2 separate regions of the Mus musculus genome follow, and region 2 is linked to region 1. The links are chromatin loops, found by intact Hi-C in ENCODE. Cell type or tissue: left cerebral cortex. All regions are shown on one strand. Each heading gives the region's core, and the rest is flanking DNA. Links, peaks and the distances in the headings are about the cores only.

What was found. A loop is a pair of places that touch in the nucleus more often than their neighbours do. Peaks named below come from ENCODE experiments on the same cell type or tissue, not always from the same donor. Only the 100,000 strongest peaks of a DNase experiment are listed, where the experiment ranks them.
Region 2: a loop joins it to region 1, with 5 times the contacts of the local background. A loop is called at or near these places in 9 of 42 quality-filtered maps.

What each region holds. Positions count from the first base shown.
Region 1 is chr16:19,007,918-19,021,013 of GRCm38, forward strand. It overlaps the pseudogene Gm18747. Among named protein-coding and RNA genes, the nearest start is that of Hira, 140 kb to the left of the region's middle. In left cerebral cortex, for the core only: no CTCF peak of the experiment used is centred there; no DNase peak of the experiment used is centred there.
Region 2 is chr16:19,146,987-19,160,082 of GRCm38, forward strand. It overlaps Igl. Among named protein-coding and RNA genes, the nearest start is that of Gm35545, 65 kb to the right of the region's middle. In left cerebral cortex, for the core only: no CTCF peak of the experiment used is centred there; no DNase peak of the experiment used is centred there.

The DNA of each region.
Region 1 (13,096 bases), core at 3,569-6,068:
TCAGTCCTTCATAACTTTATCTCCTGTGTCCACAGATTGGGACTTCCTCCTCATGACCAGAAATTCTGCTTTCAGGACTTCATCATGGTGATGTCACATGGCCTAAGTGACATGGAGACTCAAAGCTAGAGTTTACTTTTTAAATTTTTATTATTTTGTTTCGTGTGTGTGCGTTTGTGTTTGAAAAATTGGGGGCCACTTGTATGTCACAGTAATCATGTGGGGGCCAAAGACCGACTTGTTAGAGTTTATTTCATCATTGAGTCTCAGGAAGTGGATTAAAAGGAATGTTTAGTCTGCTGAGCCATCTCACTGGCCACTCAGGGTACACTTTTAAGAAGAAAATTATATACACTTTCACAGGGTCTAAGTTGCCTTGGAGAAGGAGCTGGATGGATGTCTACAGCAGTGAAGAGGGACCCATGGGCATGTGAGAAGGACAATATCTCATCTTTGTTTAATGACATTATTTCTTACAGAGAATAGTCTAGAAAGAGCCACACCAACACACTTTCAGGGTGTTTTCTAGGATAAACTAGATTTTTTATTAAAAAATTAACTTTATGTATACAGATGTTTTGTTAACAAGTATGTCTGTATCATATGCATGTGTGTTGCCCAAAGAGTCCAGAAGAAGGCATTGGATCACCTGAACTGGAGCTATATTTGTGAGTTATTATGTAGGTACTGTGAATTGAATCCAGGTCTCCTGAAAGAGCAGCCCATCCTCTTATCTACTGAGCCATCTCTCCAGCCCTGAAGTTTGTTTCTACATGTTTTCTAGCTTTTCAAAGAATATGTTTAATTATAAAACAAAAGCATGGGGTTATTTAATAATCATTATTCTCTTTTTGAGAAAAGCTGACAATGCATCTGTAAAAGCATGGATACTGTGTTACTTTGAAGAGGTTGAAAGGTGAGATGTGAGCTAGGTACATGGGTTTATTAATATAATTCCAGGACTTGAGAGGCTGAGACAGGAGGGTGATCCAAACATACAGATTCAAGATCAACTATATATCAATATCTGTCTCACATAAATACGTATACATATACATAATTTCATGAATATGGATATGAGGTGTGTATGTATGCCTTTGTCTGTGCCTATACTTATTGTCTGCATCTATGGCTAACCACTGTGGATATCTGTGGAGCAGAAATTTAGGTTATATTGGTTTTTAATTTTTATCTACATTAAAATATAACATCATATTTTTGGCAAACTATGGGAAAGAAATTTTATATCTTTTAGTCTTTTTGCTCTAGGTCAGTTAACACTAGACAAACATGTATTTCCTGTCTGTTCACATATTTACTAGAAGAACTCTGTATTTGGTGTTACATTGAAAACAAGACAGAAAACCATCCATCTAAGTCTTAATCCTTAAATCAACATTCATTGGCTTGATTGATTATCAGAGAGATGTGGAAAATTATCCATTGTCTTTGTTTACCTACAGTTTGCATGGTCTAAGAAATTTTAGGAGACTTTCACCTATGTCTTCATTTGGTATCTGTTCTCTAAGCATCATGAAGATAGCCACCATTATTTTTTGTTCACTTCCCACTTCTTTATCCAGTTCTGTGAGTGTAATATTATAGTCTAAAACTAAACTAAGAGAAGCTGAACCACTGCTGTTCTGAACCACCCTGCCACCTTCATCCCCACATTCCTCTTCCAACGGCCACATTGACCTAAGTAAAGCTTTTGATCCAAAAAGATTTGGAATGTTTCAGGTCTCTAAATATTTCATTTCACACTGAGAAGCACTCAATGGCTCTCAATAAGTAGTTCAAAGAATGGGAAAAAAAGAAGATGAAAGTAGGAAGGAAAAGAGTGGTGGGTGAATGAATGTATAAGTGGGCAATTGATTAATGGATGGGTGGAAGAATGAATGGAAAAGTTGACGATTTACAAATGCATTACAAATGCATCTGTGTGGACAGATGAAGAGATGAATGGTTGGATGAATAGTTGAGTGATAAGGGAAAGGCTGTATGAAAAATGGATGATAGATTCACAGATGGATAAAAGGATGGGTTTATGAATAGAGGGCTAGATGGCTGAATGACTAGATGGTTGAACAAGAAATGCTTGGATGAACAAGTAGTTTTTAGAGTTCATAACTATGTGGATAATTGAATGAGTGAATAAATTAATAACTGACTCTAGGGTGTCTGTTTAATATCGTAATCATGAGAACAGAAAACTGGGAACTCTTTATAAAGACAATAAAATTAATATTTAAGTTCAAATTTCAGCTCTAATTTTGTTTTGGATATGACATAGGCTAATTCTTTAACATATAAGATTTATCTCTACTGTAAAATAGTGGTGTCACTGCCTACCATATCTACAAAATGCTTAAAACATGTTTGCACAAAGAAGCAGTGGGGTTTTCTCGGGTGAAATGTAGGCATTGCCAAGATCTTGGAGCTCATTAGCGGACTCCTCTAGGAATGGGGTTTAAACTATAAAAAAAACCCTGATGATGAGATCCCAGAATGGCCTTGTTTGAATATTGGATCCATCTCTTGCATCTGTGTTTGTCCTCTCTGCACACTTGTATATGGCATGGTAATGGTGACAGTGACATCCAAACTCAGACTTAGGTAAGGTTTAGGTGGGGTAATGGTGCACTTTAGTGAAGAAATGATGGATTCAAGGCCTTGGTCACAAAGAAGTCAAATCTCTTTACCCTATTCTAGGGTGCACTGAAGTCCATAATTTAGAGAACTGATTCAGAAACTCAAACCTGGGGAAATATAAAATATATAATATTCAGTGCACCTATTCTAGGGTGCACTGAAGTCCATAATTTAGAGAACTGATTCAGAAACTCAAACCTGGGGAAATATAAAATATTAAAAGGGAACTGCCCTTTTCGAGACTGTGTTTTGTGGGGAGAATTAGGTATCTTCACAGGAAGAAGAACCACTGTGCTCTAACCTAACACGTTCATTTTGGAGACTGATCTTCAAACCTCATGCAAATGCACTCTATTTAGGACATAGCAGTGTACAGACTTCTGGCCCCCTGGGATATTCTTCCCTCCTAGAATCAAGTAGTTAAATTGGAATGGCATATTTCTGATAGTTACTGTTCTCTGGATCAGCACTTCCTAGCAGGGACCATATTTGCATGGTGTAGAATGATGGTGGAAAACCTCCAACCTTTGCTTTAAAGACAATTGCTATTAGAAAAGGATTTAATGAAAAAAATGCTGGGAGAAAAAAAGAGCCAGAACCAAAACAGTCTTGGCTCATTCTCCCAAGAAATGAAAAATATGTAATTCATAAGTGCATACTAACAAAAAACAAACAAAATGAAAATATTGCTGAAACAAAGGTAATGAATGTTATTACATAGTAATGAAACATGCTGATGGCCAAAGGTCCTGGTGGAAATCTTTTAGGAAGGGTATCAGTAACCTTAAGAGATGGAACTCTTCTATCACTACAGCCTTCCCAGAAAGAAGTTAGTTGCCTCCAACGTCTCCATACTCCATGCCCAGGTGAAGGTGTTTATTCTGTTTTCTCCTAACAGAACTTTTTCTTTTTTTGGCCTGGCTAGGTTCTGATATTGATGGAGGTTAGATTAGGCTGGTCATATTTACTGTGGTTTGGTTCTTTCTGTATTTTGTGTCCTTGACATTCATTTATATGGTTGTATTGCTCACTGTCAGTGCCACAAGAAGTGCCAGCATACAGTTCTCAACTCTGGTGTCCATTAGGATATGAGTGTTTGTTCTCAGGAACAGAGCACCAGTGATACCAGTCAGAGGCTTAGTGCAAGAGGTTTTCTGGGGACACCTGTCAAAGCAAAACACTTTGTTTATTTTGGTTAAAAAGCATAGATGGAGTTAGAGAGAAAGTTTAGCATTTATAACCTGCAGTTGATTTTCAGCATTCAAATGATGGCTTACAATTCTGTAAATCCTATTTCCATGGAACTGTTATCCCATTCTGGCCTCCATTGGCAGTGTATGCACATAATACACAGACATGCATGCAGGCAAATATTCCTACACATAAAATATAAATAAATAAAATATGCCTTTGATATTAGCTATCAATTGTATTTCATTTCTTGGTTAGTAGGATGATTTATTATCTACGTCCCTTTTTCAGTGTGAGGGACCTATCTGGCTTAAACCTGTACAAGTCCTGTTCACATTACCACAATTTCTGGGGTTCATCTGTGAATGTGAATCAGTCTTGTAGTGTCTGGAAGATACTGTTTCCTTCAATTCATCTGTCTTACACAGTCTTTCTGCCCTTTCTTCCACATAGATCCCTGAGCCTTGAGGGAGGAGTTCGATGATAGCTTTTGGCAAAGAGAAAACCTATTTTCTATAATTGAGAGTCATTGGATATCAACCACACTTAAAGGTAGGAACCATGGTTAGAAGTAGTAGGCCAACCCAAAATGAACTCCATAATATTGTGTAAGTGTCTTAGGGAACAATTTTTGTTTTAGTTTGTTTGATTTTTGGTATTTTTGTTTTGCTGGTTTTTCACTTGTTTTGATTTTCATTTTTGTGTTTTGTGTTTTTTGGAGAGGTGAGAGACAGGAGAAAACAAAATTTGGGTAGGTAAGGAGGTGGGGAAGTTCCGGGAGAAGTTGGAGTAGGAGAGAATTTAATCAAATGATATTGTATAAAAAATAAATAAAAATGAATAAAAATCTCAAAAATTAAAAGATAAAATAGAGATAGCTTAATGTGGTTTTGATTGCAAAAAGTGGTGAAAGGTTGTTTTAAAATACAGCATAAAATGTAGGAAGAAGAACACCTCCCACTCAGCTTCATGGTCTCACTCTTGTATATGTTTGAGTCTTTCCTAACTCAACCTTGCTTTAAAATCAGTCTGCACAGATATCAATGCAATAATTTGTTACCTAGTGCTTAAGGTAGGCAGCAATTAAATGGTGTTTCCATGAGATGTGTTTCTAATTTTAATATTAGTTACTATCGCTAAGAATACAACCTCAGTAGCCCTGAATTAAAATTCAATGACAAATGCCTTCAACCTTAAATCCAGCTTTGCACAGGGAACTGCTGCTGTCTCCCTTTCTTCTCTAACACTATCCCCAAAATATCATACAAATCTCTCCCAACCTTCCTCAAGTTTACACCATCCTATTATCTCATCCCCAGCACACATTCATTGGGACCATACCAGCAGATCAAGACAAGGAAACAGAGCCCATCCATCCTACCAGAGAGGACCTTTAATATTTCAACATAGATGAAATAAAAGAAAAATACCTTAAAACCAAGTGTATGAAGATGATAGAGGTACTTAAAGAGAAAATTAATACATACCTTTAAGAAAGCCTAAAAACATAGCACACACACACACACACACACACACACACACACACACACACACAAACACACACACAAGCACACAATCCAGAATACAAGACATGGAAGAATCTCAGGCATTGAAGATACAATAGAAGGAACAGATACATCGGTCAAAAAAATCATAAATCTAAAAACTCCTAAAACAAAACATCCATGAAGACTGAGGCACTATGGAAAGACAAAACTTAAGAATAAAAGCAATAGGGGAAGAAGAATCTTAAGTCAAAGGCCCAGCAAATATATATATATAAAAACCATAGAAACAAATTTTTTTCTGATCTAAATTAAAAGATGTCTATAGGGGGAGTTTCTGTAATTGTTTCTTGATTGGGTTAATGAAGATGGCAGAAGCCAATCGCTGGGTGAAGATATAGAGGTGGAATTTCTGGATCCCAGAAGGAAGAGTAGACAAGATAGAGAAAGGGGCTTTTTGGCCAGGCTTGGGAGAGAGAGAGGAACATGAACCCTGGGGACTGTTAGAACCAGTGGTGTTATCTGGGAGAGAGGAGCATGGATACCATATAGGCCTGGGAGCTATTAGAATTGGTTGTGGCCTCTGCCACTGCAAGTATTCTGATATAAGATAGCTGATAAGTTTAGGACAATAGGACAATCCAGTGGCTGTGTTATCTGGCTGGCTTAAAAATAATAAGGCTGTCTAGCGTTTTCCATCTGCAGTTACTCAGGTGGGCAAGAGAAAGTGGGCTGCTGGGGTGGTTGGTCAGTGGAATGAGAGTGGTACCTCCAGGCATTCATGGTTGTTGGGAGGCCTAGCAGAACCAGCTGGAGAAATGGGCCAGATGGAAGTGGAGCCAGTGGTGGTGTGATCTTGGAGCTAAGTTGTGAGGGGCCATGGCATTGGGAAAGGAGACCAGGCTAGGAGCAAGCATGCTTTTTAAAATCATAAGGAATAGATGCCTATAAATGTACAAGAGGCATATAGAACAGCAAATAGATCAGGCCATAAAATAAAATTCTCCCACTAAATAATAATAAAAAATCTAAACATACAGAACAATGAATGAATGAATGAATGAATGAATGAATGAATGAATTTATACCCCAAATGTTGTCTCCTCCTGGCCCTCCTTACAGAGTATCTCCCCTATTTTTCATCTCCTTCTTCTCTGACATGATGGGACCCACTAGGTATCCCCTTACCCTGACACATCAAATACCTAGAGGATTAGGTGCATCCTCTCCCACTGAGGCCAGACAAGGTAGTTCTGTTGGGAAATGGATTCCATGGTCAGGCTTCAGCTTTAGGGACATCCCCAGCTCCAGTTACTGGGAGATCCACTTGGAGACTGAGCTGCACATCTGCTACAAATGTGCCCGGGGCCTCAGTCTGGCCTTTATCCTTTTTGCTTGGTGGCTCCATCTCTGTGAGAGTTCCCAGGGGTCCAGGTTTTTTTCTCTATTGGTCTTTCTGTGGGGTTCTAACTCCTTAAGAGCCTTCAATTCTTCCTTCAACTCTTCCATGAGAGTCCTTCAGTTCCATCCAATGTTGGCTGTGGGTATCTGTATCTGTTTCAGTCAGGTGTTGGGTAGAACCTATCAGTGGATAGTTATGCTAATCTCCTGTCTACAAGCATAACAGAATATCATTAACAGTGTCAGGGACTGGTGTTTGCCCATGATATGGTCTCAATTTGGACCAGTCTCTAATCCAACTTTGTCCCATTATTTCTTTTAGACAGGACAAATTTTGGGTCAAAAGTTTCATGGGTGGTTTGGTGTCTTTATACCTCCACTGTGGGTCCTGCCTGACGACAGGAGGTAGCCTTTTCATGTTCCATGTCCCCACTGTTAGGTATCTCAGCTAAGATCATCCACATTGACTCCTGGGAGCCTCCCCCATCCCAGTTCTCTGGAACTTCCTAGAGATGCTCTCCATTCCTCCACCTTTGGCAGCTGCAGATTTCAATTCATTTTTTCTGTTCTCCTGTCTTTCCCCATACCTGTCCCTGACACCCCAATTCTCTCCCATCCCCTCTCCAACGCAGTTACCTCCTTCTTTCTGCCTCCTATGACTATTTTATTACCCCTTCTAATTGAGATTCAAGTATCCTTGTATGACCCTTCCTTCACACTTAACTTCTATGGGTGAGTGGAGTATAGTGTGAGTATCCTGTACTTTATGGCTAATATCCACTTACCAGTATATACATACCATGCATGTCCTTTTGGGTCTGGGTTTGGGTTACTTAACTCAGGATGACATTTTCTAGTTCCATCCACTTGCCTGTAAAATTTATGATGTTCTTGTTTTTAATAGTTGAATAGTATTCCATTGTGTAAATGTACCACATTTTCTATATACATTCTTCTGTTGAAGAACATCTGGGTAGTTTCCAGTTTCTGGATATTATGAATAAAGCTGCTATGAGCATACTGGAGCACATGTCTTTGTGGTATAGCTGCATGTAGAAGAATGCAAATAGAATCATATTTATCTCCCTGTACAAACTCAAGTCCATGTGGGTCAAGGATCTCAACATAATACTGGATACACTAAATCTAATAGAAGAGAAAGTGGGAAGTATGCTAGAATGCATTGGTACAAGGGACAATGTTGAGTGTAGTATCATGCTACTACCTTTTGCTCCTGGAGGTGGGCTGTGCTACCAGCCCCCACCTGGCTTCCCTTGAATCCTCAGACAAACACACACATACAGTTTTTTCTTTATAACTTGCCTTCTTGGCACAATTTGTGGGCACTGATATCTCCTGCCTGGAAAAGTGTGCCCTTACCAATTTATTATCTCCATATCTCCACTTGTCCTAAACTTCACTGGCTAGTCCCACCTAGTCCTGTCAAACATCCCTAGCCACCTGCCTATAGTTGTGGCCATAGACTCCTGCTCCCCCCTGAGACCTTACATGGTTGCTCTGTTCATCTCTCCTTCCTTTCATCTGTCTTTTCCTCCTGGGACCCAGAAGTCCTGCCTGTACTTTCTACCCAGCAATTGGTCCACAGCTTTCTTTACTGACAAATTAAGAACCAATTGGAGAACAGGACTGTAGCATCAGAACTGCCCTTCAGACAATTTCCTGGACAGAATGCCAAGTGACTCAGGTTCTAAGAGCACCAATTGGTAAATGGGACCTCATGAAACTGAAAAGCTTCTGTAAGGAAAATCACATTGTCAACAGGTTAAAATGGCAGCCTACAGATAGGGACACGATCTTCACTAACCCTACATTGACAGAGGACTAATATCCAAAATATATAAAGAACTCAAGAATTTAAACTCCAACAAACTAAATAGCCCAATTAAAAATGGGGTAGAAAGTTAAATAGAAAATTTACAACAGAGGAATCTCAAATGGCAAGAATCACTTAAAGAAATGTTCACCATCCTTAGTCATCAGGGAAATGTGATCAAAATGCCCTTGACATTCCACTTTACACCAATCAGAATGGTTAAAATAAAAACCAGCACATGCTTATGAGGATGTGGAGAAAGGGGGACACTCCTCCATTGCTGGTAGGTTTGCAAACTTGTACAATCACTCTGGAAATCAATCTGGTGGGTTCTTAGAAAATTGGTAATAGTTTTACCTGAAGACCCAGCTAAACCTCTCTTGGGCATATTCCAACTAATGTTCCACTGCACCACAAAGAAAGAATTTTAAAAGCTGAAAGGAAAAAAAGATTACGGAACACATTAAAGCAGACCTATTAGAATTACACATGATTTCTCAATGGAGACTCTAAAAGAAGCTAGAGGTCCTAGACAGATGTTCTGTATACTCTAAGAGACCACAGATTCCAGCCCAAACTACTATATCCAGTAAAAATTTCAGTCAGTATAGAGAGATATAATAAGATATTTCATGGTAAAGCCAAATTTAAAGAATACCTATCTACAAATTTAGCCCTTTAGAAAGTGTTGTATGCCAGGCAGTGGTGGCGCATGCCTTTAATCCCAGCACTTGGGAGGCAGAGGCAGGTGGATTTCTGAGTTCGAGGCCGGCCTGGTCTACAGAGTGAGGTCCAGGACAGACAAGACTGCACAGAGAAACCCTGTTTAGAACCCCTCCCCCCCAAAAAAAAATAAAAGAAAAAGAAAGTGTTACATGAGAAACCTAAGAACATTAACTGCATTTATAAAAACACAGGCATTCAATAATTTTATACCAACAAAACCAGAAGGGAAACATGTACACACTACTACTACTACTACTACTACTACTACTACTACTACTACCACTACCACCACTACACCACAACCTGCACCATGGCCAAAATAACAGGAATCAGTAATTATTGATTATTGCTATCTCTCAATATCAATAGTCTGGATTCTCCAATCAAAACACACTGACTAACAAAATGCATGGATCCTTCCTTCTGCTGCATCCAAGAAATACACCACAACATAAAGGATAGAGTTTAGGGTAAAGTGTTGGGTAAAGATATTCCAAGAAAATGTATCTAAGAAGTATGCTGATAGAGCCATTTTAATATATAACAATATTCAATTCAAACCCATACAAACCAAAAGAGATAGTGAAGGACATTATGTACTAATCAAAGGAAAAAGCCACCAACATGACATTTAAGTTCTTTTTTTTTTTTAACAGATAAGTTTATTATACAATGTTAAGGGTTTAGTTAGCCAAACTAAAAAAAATTAGGTGACTGTCTACTGCAAACTTCACCTTCACTTTCAATCATTTAAAATGACTTGACTAAAACATGATAAAAAAAGCATATAAATAATACCAAAGTCTTTTAAAACTGGCCTTCCACATGCTATTTCTTGGCATAGGTAATCTTCATGGCATGGGATCGCATGATCTTAAATCCTTAAAGAGCATCTCTGGCAGCTCCAGCCTGCCCATCATTTTCAAATTCTACAAATGCAATGTTATATCTCCTTGCTACCATGCTAAATTCCTTAAAACCAGGGAACTGGTTTAATGGCACAGATAACGTTATCTCACTCATCTCTTCTGGTAACTTGTTAAGAAATAGGATTTAGTTTCAGGTAATCAGGGACCAGAGGATTTGGTGCTGCATTTCCTTGGGTATTAGCTGAATTTGATGGTCTCTGAACAGCCTTTTTATTTACAGCTGCTGCAGCCTGTTGCATGGTTTTAGCTTTCTTTTTTCCTTGTCAGTAAAAGTGCCACACATATCAGAATATGTTTTTGTATACTGAATTCTCATTGGTTTACTGTAAAACTGAAACACTTAGAACTGTCTCAAAGCATTTGTGGACATGTCCAGTCCCTTAATATAACAAACTCCTATTCCCTCATCTTCATGGTCTTTAAAGGTACAATATACCATATGTCCAAACTTAGAAAGCAGGACATATAGGTATCTATTCACTTCTTATTTTGTAATTTTGTCATGCATGTTGTTGATATAAATTGTGAGATTTGTTCTGATATCCATATTTGGGTGAAACCCTTCAAATAGCCTAAAGCCTGTGCCGGTTGCTTGAACCCTGACATTTCAATTCTTAACATTTATGCCCCAAATAGAAAGACACCTTCCTTTGTAAAGGAAAGACTACTATAGTTTAAGTTACATATTGACTCTCACATACTGATAGGGGGAGACTTCAATACCACACTCTCAGAAATACTGGAGCTAACAGACATAATAAACATAGCGATCTAACAGATAGTTACAGATTTAAGAAAGTTTTCCCATGCTCATGGATCAATAGGATTGACATTGTAAAAATGGCCATCTTACCAAAATCATTCTACAGATTCAATATCATCCCCACCAAATGGTAAGACTTCCAGTAATTTTTTCATTGTTCATCATTGTTTTAACTATCCTTTATTTTTTTCCTATATGTTGAAAACTGTCCTTTTAAGGTCAGGGAAGGATTGTGTTGGAATTTTGATGGGAGATAATGTCAGGGCAATACAGCTGGGTTTGAGGGGGCATTTGAGGAATGATTGAAACCTACTGTAGTAGAAACCTAAAATATATGAATGTGATTGTACTGAGATCTTCTTATATTGGAAGATATGGAGTCACAACTGGCCAGTTCTTTTCATCAAATGAGGCTTCCAGTAGCTGGATTGAGTTATATTCAATTGCGTTGTTGACCAAGGAGGTCCTATTGAAGTCACAAGTCCTCCAAACTAAACTAGGCTGTTGCTAAGATAATGGGCTGATAGTGCCACTCCTTGCCAAAAGAAAATAGCAACACAACTCACTGAACATGGAGAAGTTGTGCTGATATCCATATGGAACCTTCATCCCTATGTTCTAGTCTTTATGCTGTGGGAAGGTACTCTACAGGGTACTAAAAGAGAAAGATAAATGCCAAACCAGTCCAAAAAAAAAAAAAAAAACAAAAACCCTTTGACTTACAATGTATCTTGACTGTAAGATATAATAGAGCAGTGGTGGCACAGAACTTGTGGGAGTAGCCAATCAATATCTGATTTGACTTGACTTAAGGATCACTCTGTGAGATAATACCCACACATAACATTGCTAGGGTAACTAAGAACCTAGACATCCCAGATATGTAGGGTAATATCAAACACTACTTATCTAAAAAATAAGTATCATAAAATGACTCCTACTGATATTTGAATATATTCATGGGTCAGTGCCTTATTCAGTCTGCATCAGAGAGGTTTCCTCCATCAGCAGATGGGAACAGATGGAGAAACCCATAATCAGACTTTACAGGGAGAGAAAGTCTAAATGGGATGTCTCCATCAATTAGTTCTCCTCACTATTCAGGGAACCCTGCTGGAGTAGAAGCTGAAAGAATGTAAGAGCCATAGGAGATGGAGGACATAAAAACAAGGTCCTCTGGATGAACTAAGTAAGGCATAGAGACTGAAGCAGCAAGCAGAGGGTCACCATGGGTCTAAACAAGTTCTTTTGCCTATATATGATAACTTACAGCTTAGTATATTTATGTGATTCCTGAGTATGAGAACAAGTAGGTCTTTGACTCTTGTGCCTGCTCTTGGAACTCTTTTCTTCCTGTGGGGTTTCCATGTCCAACTTCAATATAATGGTTTTGCTTTATCTTATTATATTTTATTTTGTCATGTTTGGTTGTTATATCTAAAACCCTGTCCTTTTCTTATGAGAGACAGAAAGGGAGTGGATTGGGAGTGAGAGGAGGAGGATCTGGGAAGAGCAGAGGTAATAGAAAATACAGTTGGTATATAACATATGAGAAAAGAATCTATTTTCAATAAAAAAACAAGGAAAAACCAATGACAAATACATAATAGAGATATGTGGATAATGGAGATTGTATTTATGCCATTCACACAGACTAGAGGACCCTGAGCTGTCTTATACTTAGAGACACACAGTTACAACCACAGATAAGCACTTTTGGTCCTATCTTACAGGTATTTATGCTGCTTACCATTATGGACAAGATGGAGTCAAGACCCCTAAGCTCCACCTCATTTGTGGGTCCTAGTACTGACATTGGATTGCCCTTACAGATCAACTTTGAAATTACTAGATCATGCTTCTCTAAAGTTTTAAAACCATTTAGCAGTCTGACATCTACAAAACATTTGCCCCTGCTCAGAGCCATGGGGATCTCTAGCATCCTAAGAATATTATGCAGGACATCAGACCACCGTGCTTCCACCTATTACATCTGTATCACCATTGTTCTCCGAAACTCAGGGAAGAATGTTGCTACATGTGGACTGAACTAGGTCCCATCTTCATTCTTGGCGCTCCACTGATATCTGCTTAT
Region 2 (13,096 bases), core at 4,057-6,556, 140 kb after region 1:
TAAGTCAACCTCCATTGTCCTAAGTGTTTGTGAGTTGAGCATTAGCACTAAGGCTGGGGGAGGAGCAGAGGTAATCATGAATGGAATCACATTGCAGGAAAGCCTCTGGGTCTGGCATGAGGAAGGGATACAATGAGAACCTAGGCAGGACCTCCCCATTCTAAAGGTCAGGATCAGTGTCCCCCATGCTGTGGTGTATATTCTTCTTCCTGCTCTTCCCTCAAGTCACAGGTAGGGATGTACACCAACTCATCTCCATTCCTACTCCATGTTCCAGACCCTGACCAGCAATCCATGGGAACATCTACTGTGGTCTCCACTACACTTATTGTTTCCATGCTCCCTCTGCTAAGCTGTGCTGACTCAGCTGCCCTCATTGTTTATCTTCTGGAGCATTTGCCACACTCATTAGCAGCATGGGCAGTGGCTTCACTATGGGAACGCTGCTTCTTTGCCTTCAGTAGAACCCAGGGAGATTTCCCTAAAATCTCATGAACAGCTATACAAATTTCCCACGCTTCCTCAGGGGACTTCTGTCAATACTTGGATTCCAAGTGTCCTCAGAATATACAGGCATATTGTTTCTGGGATACAGCTGAGAATTGTTACTGTATTATGTGTCATGCAAATGGTGCAAGGCAGTTCACATCACAGTGTTTTAGTCAGTGCAAAAGATGAGAAGAAAAATTTTAGGTTTACATACCCTGTGTTTCTTGACCACCATGTACGAAAAAATTTCCAAATGGAAAATCTATAATAGTATAAAAAGTCTGGGAATAAGGAAAAAAAGATATGAAATTATTTTTCCTATAACAAAAGATATAATAGAGATATTCCCAGGAAGACATGGAGAGATGTCTTAATTGAGTCTAGGGGCATATGTCATTTTATATGAAGCCATTAGCTAGAGTGCCTATCATTATCGAAATCATGGTGAAGGCTGAAAGCAGGGTCAGATCATATCCGTGTGTTCACACCAAAGTCAAATTTAACTCCCCAAACCATAGCTATTCTGAAATTTGCCTTCTCCATCTCTTTTGTCTGGATCCAATGCATTTATTTTCATATTCCAAGTAAGCCATTTCCTTCTCATTTTAACTCTAAGTTTTTCTCATTGTGTTTGGATTTTAGTATTCCTCAATAAAGATAGTCTCTTCTTCATAGTAAAAGGCCCTCATGCATTTTCTTGGGATCCAGTCAGGGCTTTTCTGTGTCTACTTCCAGATCTGATTTCAAAACCCCTAATTCCAATTGTAGTCATTATTTTAGAAACAAACCATATGTCAAATGGAACCAGAAGCAGAAGCCAAGAAATGTGCATTATATTTTTGATTTGATAGCCATATTTCCCTTTGTGAAATATTTCTGTACTTTTAAGACACGGGACTGGTGTTAATATTATGAGAATTGCAATGTTCTCCACTGAAAGGAATCTATAACAAACTCTGGCCTCTCAAGTCTCAAGAAATATCATGAAAAAGAAGGCAGAAAAAAAAGTTAGAACCAGAGGTCATATTGCTGTGAAATGATGTCCTGTAGACATAACACAACTGTTCACATAGGAACTCACAGCAGCTGTGGTTGCCAAGACCTACACAGGTAATACTTGAAACATGGACTGGGGAAGGGATTCTGAGGCTCCTCCTCTAACAGAGAACCTATCTATAATTTATGGCCATTGTAGAGGAGTTGTTTTTTATCAGATGACTATGTCATAGTGGATGAATCTACACACAAAATATATGGTAAATAAAATATGACTTTAACTCATTAGGTAGTTTAAAAAATGAAAAGGACATTAAAGAGGTATGAAAATCTTTGTGACTACAATGGAGGTGTATGTACTGTATGGTGTGTGTGTTTCTATTTGCACATACATTTGTGGGTGGAGTTGCATAAGCCAATATATATGCCTGTGGGGGCCATAGCATGACAAAAATATCTTCCTCTATTATTCTCCACGTTATTTATTATTTAAAAATTTTTAATTTGAATATATTTTAATAACATTATTTCCCTTTCCAAAATCTTTCAAAATCCTTGCTCCATCCCCACCCAAGCAATATTGAGTTCTTTCTCAAAACCACAGAAACATATACAACAAGCCTATTCCACTGAGGCCAGACAAAGAAGCCCTCTGCTACATATGTGCTGGGGGCCACAGATTAGCCCATGTATGCTCTTTTGTTGGTGGCTTAGTCTCTTGGAGCTACCAGGGTCCAGGTTAGTTGATACTGTTGATCTTCCTATGTAGTTGCCATCTCTTTCAGCTCCTTTGATCCTTCCCCTAACTCTTACATGGGGTTCCTGACCTCAGTCCAATGGTTGGATCTAAGTATTTGCATTTGTCTCAGTCAGCTGATGGTAGAGTCTCTCAGAGGACAGCCATGCTAGCCTCCTGTCTACAAGCACAAATGACAGCAGTAATTGTGTCAGGGTTTGGTGCCTGTGCATGGAATGGATCCCAAGTAGGGCAGGTCACTGGATGGACTTTCCTTCAGTCTCTGCTCCAATTTCCCAGCCGTATTTCCTTCTTCAACTTGAAGAAGTTTTTGTCATATAAGTCTTTTATTTGCTTAATTAGAAATTCTCCAAAAATATTTTATATTGTTTGAGATTATCATGAAAGCTCTTGCTTCCCTTATTTTTTCTTAGACCAGTAGTCATTTGTATATAAAAAATGTCCCTGATTTTTGTGAGTTAATTTAGTGTCCAACTACCTTGCTGAAATTTTTTATCAACTGTAGGAGTGTCCTATTGGACTTTCCTGGTCACTATGTATATTATTATACCATCTGTAAATAATTATCCTTTGAATTCTTCTTTTCGACTTCCTATCCACTTGACTTCCTTCAGTCATATTATTGCTTTATCTAAAACTTCAAGTACTATATTTAGTAGGTATGGAGAAAGTGGGCAACCTTGCCTTGTTCTTGATTTTAGTGTATTTTGCATTGATTTTCTCTTCATTTAAGTTGATATTGGCTATAGGCTTGCTGTAAACTGCCTTTATTATGTTGAGGTGTATCCTTTGTATCCTTCATCTCTCCAGGACTGATATCATGAAGTGATGTTGGATTTTTGTCAAAGGCATTTTCTGTAACTAATGAGATATTCATGTGGTTTGAGTCATTCAATTTGTTTATATAATGGCTTGCATTTACCTATTTATATGTGTTGGATCATCCCTGCATCTCTGAAATGAAGTCTATTCGATCATGATGGATGATATTTTTCATGTGTTTTTGGATTTGTTTGTATTTTACTGAAAAAATTTGCGTCTATGTACATAATGGAAATTGGTCTGTAGTTCTTTGTTGGTTTGTTATATGGTTTGGGTATTAGGGTAACAGTAGTTTTTTTTTTTTAATGAATTTAGATTTGTTTCTTCGGGTTTTATTTTGTGTAATAATTTGAAGAGTATTAGTGTTAATTCTTTGAAAGTTGGTTTGAATTCTGGATTAAAATCCTCTGACCTTGATATTTATTGGGGTGTTGAGACATTTAATGCCTACTTGTATTTCAATAGGTATTACAGATATGTTTAAATTGCTTATTTGATCTTGATATAACTTTGACAATCTTAAGTGTTTGACAGTCTTATGGATTTTCTCATCATAGATGGAGAAAGAAACACATTCCAATGATAAAACTCCGATGAACTGTGCTCACCCCCCCCCAGCAGAGACAATTCATTTCCCTATGTGTGGCTTTTCTGTCTCATATACAGGAGGTGCTAGCCATAGTTCTGCTGGGGTTACCCCACACTCATGACTCAGAGAATCCCTAGTCACAGCCCAAGCGATCTGACCACTTAGAAGAGAAGCAATAGTGGTTTCTATCTAATCTGTACTCCTAAAAATCTGTAGGAATGTGGTCCTACATGTAGCCATGTTTATCTTCCAATGTCTTCAATATGTTTTCCAATATACTTAGCCCAGTTCATGTTGGAGTGTAGTTAGCAAATCCTAGTGTGCACTGCCAATGAGATCTCCTATATCCATAGTGTACTGGAGGTTCAAGGTTGTTGCTACCACTAAAGAAAGGGCCAGGGGTTGGAATCTTAAAAATCAAAAAGTGAAGAGAATCAGGGCATGCTGGATCCAGTGGTCATGACCAAAGGAATTAAGGTATAGCTACTATGTGAATCCTCTGTTTAGCCATAGATAGTGCATTCAGCACCACTTAAGCACCCTGGCTTCTCTACCTCCATCCCCTGGATTCTTGTCTCTCGTGCTACCAGGGATGCAATCTTATTCTCTGCTTAGGCTGTGATCTATGCCCTATGAGTGGGTGCTCGAGACCAATATATGGAACAGGAGAGTAAAAAGAGGTACTATCTGGTTTTTACCCTGAGGGAATGAGAAGAATATGATTTTGGGTAGACACAAGGCAGTATTTGGTATAGGAGACTTGGATGCTGATAGAACTTAAACTAAAAAGGGGAAAAAACAGTTTTAGTTCTTGTATGTGATTTTTAGCCCAGGGCAAGAACTGATGGGTCACAAAGCACACAACCCAGAAGGCTGCTGATAGCAGGGCTCAGGGGGCTCAAGGCCAGATGAACAAGTACAAAAGACTATTTCTGGCCAGATTTACAAATTTGAAAAGCCCCAGCATGAAACGAGATGCCACTAGCATCTTTTTTTGTCTTTTTAGTGTGTAAAATCACAGGGTCACTAATGACCAAAATGGACACTTAGAAATTTTCTAAGGCCAACATCAGGACCATCATCCCATTGCAGCAAAATCCCCAAAAGTAAGACAAAATTAACTCCCAAGTATTTTGACTTCTAAACCAGGCCCTTATATCTGATGAGTCAGGCAAACATCCAGGAACATAAGATATATGCCTGTGGTCACACAAGGTGTTTAGTGTAGAGTGTTACCCTCTTCTGGACAATGGACATACTTGCATGGAAGTTATTTCCATCTACCATGAAAATACCATGAAGAGCTTTACCTCATTTCAAGGGTGTAGAAATTAAATAGTTACAAGATCAGATGTTGATAGGGTCTAAGCTACAGGTAGTATGGCTTGTGGTAAACAAATAAATTGTTAAATGTGTGGAAGGTCAGCTGCAGAGAGTTCAGGATAGTCCAGAGGACTGTTATTTCTGTAGAAAATGTTGGTGGACATCCAGTAATATATACTGCTCCAAAGTTCATCAGCTCTTGACCCCAACTAAGCTACTCACTTTCCTTGGTAAATCTGTTGCCTTTTTGTACAATGTTTTCATTAAGAATAAGTCCCAGAGGATGGATTTGGAGGTTGAAAGAGATGTTACCTACATTGTTTTTGATATATGGGTCCTCTTACTAACCCTAGTCACTACTATCATCACTTAGGACCCTGACTAGACCTGTTCTCTAACTTTTTTAAATGATCTTCAAGTATTAACATTCCTTCTTTGAGGATCACCTTCAAGTTTTCCCAATGAGGATATCAGTAAATCCCCAGATCTCATATATCTTGGAAATCATAGAATTGTTCTAGGGTAGGGTGCATTGTGGATGTCGGATTCAGGCCTGGTAAGACAGAAATGCCTCAAATGTAGAGGACAAAATGAGAGATAGGACAAGGTGTGTGTGTGTGTGTGTGTGTGTGTGTGTGTGTGTGTGTGTGTGTAGGGGTGGACCTATTTGCTTTTTCCAGGTTTGCTCAACCTGATTTCTGTTGGCCACTTTGGAAATCCCCAAGCTAAAGTTAGTTCTGTGTTGACTTAAACAAAAACTCAAGGTCACAAAAAGAGAGAAATAAACAGAAGTGAAACCAAGCTGATGGTAAGCAAAGCATGACAAACAGAACCAGATGTGGGCCTTGAGAAGGAAAAGGCCATTTTGATTGTAGTTGAATGTGTCTCTCATAGGTAGGACTATCAAGTCAACATTACATCCCTTCAAAATCCAAGCAATAGTCCTAAGGCCTGATGCTGCCATCCACCTGCCTATGTCCTCACATTCCAAGCTCAGCCTTTAATATTAAAATCCTGGAAGTCTAGGGCAAATGAAGTTTTAGGACCAACCACTTTTCACTTTGCATGTTAGTAGGGTACCAGAGAGGAGTTGACTGGATCAGAACTATTGAGTTCTGTCTCAATTTCCTAACTTGGAAATAAATGGATAACTGAGTGAACAAGCACAAAAAAAATCCCTGTTTCTTGAAATTCTGTGAAAATGACACACGATTTCAGTCCTTCATAACTTTGTCTCCTGTGCCCACAGATTGGGACTTCCTCCTCATAACCCAGATATTCTGCTTTCATGACTTCATCACAGAGATATCACGTGGCCTAAGTGACATGGAGACTCAAAGCTAGAGTTTTATTATTTTCTTTGGTGTGTGTGAAAAAAATTGGGGGCCACTTGTTTGTCACAGTAATCATGTTTTGTTATTTTTTTTTGGTGTGTGTGTGTGTTTGTGAAAAATGGTAGGGGCCACTTGTATGTCACAGTAATCATGTGGGGGCCAAAGACCAACTTGTTAGAGTTTATTTCATCATTGAGTCTCAGAAAGTGGATTAAAAGGAATGTTTACTCTGCTGAGCCATCTCACTGGCCCCTTAGGGTACACTTTTAACAAGAAAATTATATACACTTTCACAGGGGCTAAGTTGCCTTGGAGAAGGGACTAGATGAATGTCTACAGCAGTGAAGAGGGTCCCATGGGCACATGAAAAGGATAATGTCTCATCTTTATTTAATGACATTATTTCTTACAGAGAATAATCTAGAAAGAGCCACACCAACACACTTTCAGGGTGCTTTATAGGAAAAACCAGATTTTTTTTATTAAAAAAATGAATTTTATGTATATGGATGTTTTGTTAACAAGTATGTCTCTATCATATGCATGTGTGTTGCCCAAAGAGTCCAGAAGAAGGCATTGGATCACCTGAACTGGAGCTATATTTGTGACTTATTACGTGGATAGTGTGAATTGAATCCAAGTCTCCTGAGAGAGCAGCCCATCCTCTTATCTACTGAGCCATCTCTCCAGCCCAGAAATTTGTTTCTACATGTTTTCTAGTTTTTCAAAGAACATGTTTTATAATTATAAAACAAAAGCATGGGGTGATTTAATAATCATTATTCTCTTTTTGAGAAAAGCTGCCAATGCATATGTAAAAGCATGGATACTGTGTTACTTTCAAGAGGTTAAAAGGTGAGCTGTGAGCTAGGTACATGGGTTTATTAATATAATTCCAGGACTTGAGAAGCTGAGACAGGAGGGTGATCCAAAAATACAGATTCAAGATGAACTATATTACAATATCTGTTACACACACACACACACACACACACACACACACACATATATATATATATATATATACATACATACATACATAATTACATGAATAAGGATATGAGATGTCTTTGTATGCCTTTGTCTGTGCCTATACTTATGGTTTGCATCTATGGCTAACTAATGTGGATGCCTGTGGGGCAGAAATTTAGGTGATATTGGTTTTCAATTTTTATCTACATAAAAAATATAAGATCATATTTTTGGCAAACTATGAAAAGGTAGTTTTATGCCTTTTAGTCTTTTTGCTCCAGATCAGTTAACATTAAACAAACAGTACTGTGATTTGGTTCTTTCTGTATTTTGTGTCCTTGACATTAATTTATATGGTTGTATTGCTCACTGTCAATGCCACAAGAAGTGCCAGCATACAGTTCTCCACTCTGTTGTCCATTAGATATGAGTTTTTGTGCTCAGGAACAGAACCCTAGGGATACCAGTCAGAGGCTTAGTGCAAGAGTTTCTCTGGGGACACCTGTCAAAACAAAACACTTTTTTTTTTTTTACTTTGGTTAAAAAGCAGAGATGGAATTAGAGAGACAGCTTAGCATTTATCACCTGCAATTGATTCCCAACATTCAAATAATGGCTCACAACTCTATACATCCCATTTCCAGGTAACTGATATCCCATTCTGCCATCTATTGGCAGTGCATGCACATAATACAGAAACATACATACAGGCAAATATTCACACACATAAAATATAAATACATAAAATATGCCTTTGATATTAGCTATCAATTGCAGATTACTTCTTGGTTAGCAGGATGCTTTCTTATCCACTTCTTTTTCTCAGTGTGGGAGACCTATCTGGCATGAATCTGTGCAGGTCCTATACATACAATCACAGTTTCTGTGAGTTAATATGTGAATCAGTCCTGTAGTATCTGGAAGACAGTTTCCTTCAATTCATCTGTCTCATACAATCTTTCTGACCCTTATTCCACATAGATTCCTGAGCCTTGAGGGAGGAGTTTGATGATAGCCTTTGGCAAAGAGAAAACCTATTTTCTACAATTGAGAGTCATTGCATATCAAACACACTCAAGGGTAGGCACCATGATTAGACCAACACAAAATGAACTCCATGATACTGCTTAAGTGTCTTTGGGAGCAATTTTTGTTTCATTTTTGGTACTTTTTGTTTTGCTGATTTTTCACTTGTTTTGATTTTGATTTTTATGTTTTTTTTTTTTTTGAGAGGGAAGAGATAGGAAAAAACAAAATTTGGGTGGGAGGTGGGAAAGTTCTGGGAGAAGTTGGAGTAGGAGAGAATATAATCAGAGATATTGTATAAAAAGTTAAATAAAATAAATAAAATCTCAAAAATTAAAAGATAAAATAGACATAGCTTAATGTATTTTTTATCATAAAAGGTGGTGAAAGGTTGTTTTTAAATAAAGCATAAAACATAGGAAGAAGAACACCTCCCACTCAGCTTCATGGTCTCACTCTTGTACATGTTTGAGTCTTTCTTGACTCAACCTTGCTTTAAAATCAGACTGCACAGATATCAATGTAATAATCTGTTACCTAGTGCTTAAGGTAGGCAGCAATTAAATGGTGTTTCCATGTGATGTGTTTCCAATTTTAATATTAGTTAGCATTGCTAAGAATACAACCAAGACCTCAGTAACCCTGAATTAAAATTCAAGAACAAATGGCATCAGCCTTAAATCCAGCTTTGCACAGGGAACTGCTGCTGTCTCCCTTTGCTCTCTGACTCCAAAATGTCACACAAATCTCTCCCAACCTTCCTCAAATTTACCTCATCCCATTATCTTGGCCCCCTAACACCAGCACACATTCATTGGGACCATACCAGCAGATTAAGACAAGGAAACAGAGCCCATCCATCCTTCCAGAGAGGGCCTTTAATATTTCAGCATAGCTGAAATACAAGAAAAATATCTTAAAACCATGTGTATGAAGATGATAGAGGTACTTGAAGAGGAAATTAATACATACCTTTAAGAAAGCCTAAAAACACAGCACCAGACCCCCCCCCCAAGCACACAACCTAGAATACAAAACATGGAAGAATCTCAGGCATTGAAGATACAACAGAAGAAACAGATACATCAGTCAAAGAAAATCATAAATCTAGAAGCTCCTAAAACCCAACATCTAAGAAGACTGGGACACTATAGAAAGACAAAATTTAAGAATAAAAGCAATAGTGGAAGAAGAATCTTAATTCAAAGGTCTAGTAAATATTTAAAAAAAACAGAAATAAAAATTTTCTGGTATAAAATAAAAGATGTCTATGGGGGGAGGTTCCCTAGTCATTTCTTGATTGGGTCAATGAGGACGGCAGAAGCCAATCGTTGGGTGAAGATATAGAGGTGAAATTTCTGAATCCCAGAAGGAAGAGGAGACAATATACAGAAAGGGGCTTTCTGGCCAGGCTTGGGAAAAAGGAACATGGATCCTGGGGCTTGTTAGAACCAGTGGTATTATTTGGGAGAGAGCATGAATACCATGTAGGCCCAGGAGCTATTAATGCCAGTTGTGGCCTCTGCTACCAGAAGTATTCTGATATAAGATAGCTGGTTAGTTTAGGACAATAGATTCGGCACCCAGTGGTTGTGTTATCTGGCTGGCTTAAAAATAATAAGGCTTTCTAATGTTTTCCATCTGCAGTTACTCAGAAGGGCAAGAGAAAGTGGGCTGTTGGGGTGGTTGGTCAGTGGAATGAGAGTGGTAGCTCCAGGCATTCTCAGGAGGGATAGTTGTTGGGCAGCCTAGTAGAACCAGCTTGAGGAATGGGCCGGGTGGAAGTGGAGCCAGTGGTGGTTTGATCTTGGAGCTAAGTTGTGAGGTGCTGTGGTACTGGGTAAGAAGACCAGGCTAGGAGGAAGTGTGCTTTTTAAAATCACATGGAATAGATGCCTATAAATGTACAAGAAGCATAAAGAACAGCAAGTAGATCAGGCCATAAAATAAAATTCTCCAACTAAATAATAATCAAAATTCTAAACATACAGAACAATGAATTTATTTATTTATTTATTTATTTATTTATTTATATCTCAAATGCTGTCCCCTCCCAGCCCTCCTTATGGTTTCTTCCCCATTCCCCATCTCCTTCTTCTCTGACATGGTGTGACCCACTGGGTATCCCTCTACCCTGGTACATCAAGTATCTGCAGGATTAGGTGCATCCTCTCCCACTGAAGCCAGACAAAGCAGTTCTGTTGGGAAATGGATTCCACAGTTAGGCTACAGCTTTAAGGACATCCCAGGATCCAGTAACTGGGAGATCCACATGAAGACTGAGCTGCACATTTGCTACAAATATGCCCGGGGCCTCAGTCCGACCTTTATTCTTTTTGCTTGGTGACTCCATATCTTCGAGAGTTCCCAGGGGTCCATGCTTTTTTTCTCTATTGGTCTTTCTGTGGGGTTCTAACTCTTTAAGAGCCTTCAATTCTTCCTTCAACTCTTCCATGAGAGTCCCTCAGTTCCATCCAATGTTGGCTGTGAGTATCTGTATCTGTTTCAGTCAGGTGTTGGTTAGAACCTAGCAGTGGATAGTTATGCTAATCTCCTGTCTACAAACATAACAGAATACTATTAACAGTGTCAGTGACTGGTGCTTGCCCATGAAATGGTTTCAACTTGGACCAGTTATTGGTTGGTCATTTCTTCAGTCTCTAATCCATCTTTGTCCTGGCATTTCTTTTAGAGGACAAATTTGGGTCAAAAGTTTCATGGGTGGTTTGGTGTCTTTATATCACCACTGCTGGTCCTGTCTGATGACAGGAGGTAGCCTGTTCATGTTCTATGTCTCCACTGTTAGGTATTTCAGCTAAGATCAAGGCACATTGACTCCTGGGAGCTTTCCACATCCCAGGTCTCTGGAACTTCCTAGATATGCCCTCCATTCCCTGACCCTTGGCAGTTGCAGATTTCCATTAATTATTCTTGCCCTCTGGCCTGGTCTCCTGTCTCTCCCCATACCTGATCCTGACACCCCAATTCTCCCCATCCCCTCTCCAACCCAGTTACCTCCCTCTTTCTACCTCCTATGACTATATTATTCCACCTTCTAAGTATCCTTGTATGAGCATTCCTTCATGTTTAACTTCTATGGGTGTGTGGAGTATAGTGTGAGTATTCTGTACTTTATGGCTAATATCCACTTACCAGTATATACATACCATGCATGCCCTTTGGGGTCTGGTTTTGGGTTACCTAACTCAGGATGATATTTTCTAGCTCCATCCACTTGCCTGTAAAATTTATGATGTTCTTGTTTTTAGTAGTTGAATAGTATTCCATTGTGTAAATGCACCACATTTTCTATATGCATTCTTCTGTTGAAGAACATCTGGGTAGTTTCCAGCTTCTGGATATTATGAATAAAGCTGCTATGAGCATACTGGAGCACATGTCTTTGTGGTATAGCTTAATGTAGAAGAATTCAAATAGAACCATATTTATCACCCTGTACAAACTGAAGTCCAAATGGATCAAGGATCTCAACATAATACTGGATACACTAAATCTAATAGAAGAGAAAGTGGGAAGTGGGAAGTATGCTCGAATGCATTGGTACAAGAGACAATGTTGAGTGTAGTATCATGCTAGCACCTTTTGCTCCTGGAGGTGGGCTGAGCTACCAAGCCCCACCTGGCTTCCCTTGAATTCTCAGACAAGACATACACACAGTTTGTTTCTTTACAGCTTGCCTTCTTGGCACAATGTGTGGGACTGATATCTCCTGCCTGTAAAAGTGTGCCATTACCAATTTATTATCTCCATATCTCCACTTGCACTAAACTTCACTGGCTAGTCCCACTTAGCCCAGTGAAAAATCCCTAGCCACCTGCCTTTAGACGTAGCCATAGACTCTTGCTCCCCCTGAGACCTCACATGGTTGCTGTGTTCATCTCTCCTTCCTTTCATCTCCCTTTTTCTCCTGTTACCCAGAATTCCTACCTGTACCTTCCACCCAGCAATTTGTCCACAGTTTTCTTTACTGACAAATTAAGAACCATTTGGAGAACAGGGCCATAGCATCAGAACCACCCTTCAGACAATTTCCTGGACAGAACACCAAATGGCTCAGGTTCTAAGATCAACAATTGATAAATGGGACCTCATGAAACTGAAAAGCTTCTGTAAGGCAAAGCACATTGTCAATAGGACAAAATGGCAGCCTACAGATAGGGAAATGATCTTCACTACCCCTACATTGACAGAGGGCTTATATCTGAAATATGTAAAAAACTCAAGAAGTTAAACTCCAACAAACTAAACAGCCCAATTAAAAATGGAGTAGAGAGATTAACAGAGAATTCATAACAGAGGAATCTTGAATGGCAAGTAGCATTTTAAGAAATGTTCACCATCCTTTGTCATCAGGGAAGTGCAAACAAAATGACCCTGAGATTCCACTTTACACCATTCAGAATGGTTAAAATATAAAACTTAAGCAACAGCACATGCTTATGAGGATGCAGAGAAATGGGGACACTCCTCCATTGCTGGTAGGATTGCAAACTTGTACAATCACTCTGGAAATCAATCTGGTGGGTTCTCAGAAAATTGGAAATAGTTTTTTTATATTAGATATTTTCTTTATAAACATTTCAAATGTTATCCCCTTTCCTAGTTTCCCCTCCGAAAATCCCCTATCCCCTCCCGCCACTCCCTGCTACCCAACCCACCCGCTCCCATTCCTGGTCCTGGCATTCCCCTATACTGGGGCATAAAGCCTTCACAGGACCAAGGGCCTCTCCTCTCATTTACATGGAGACCCAGCTATACCTCTTCTGG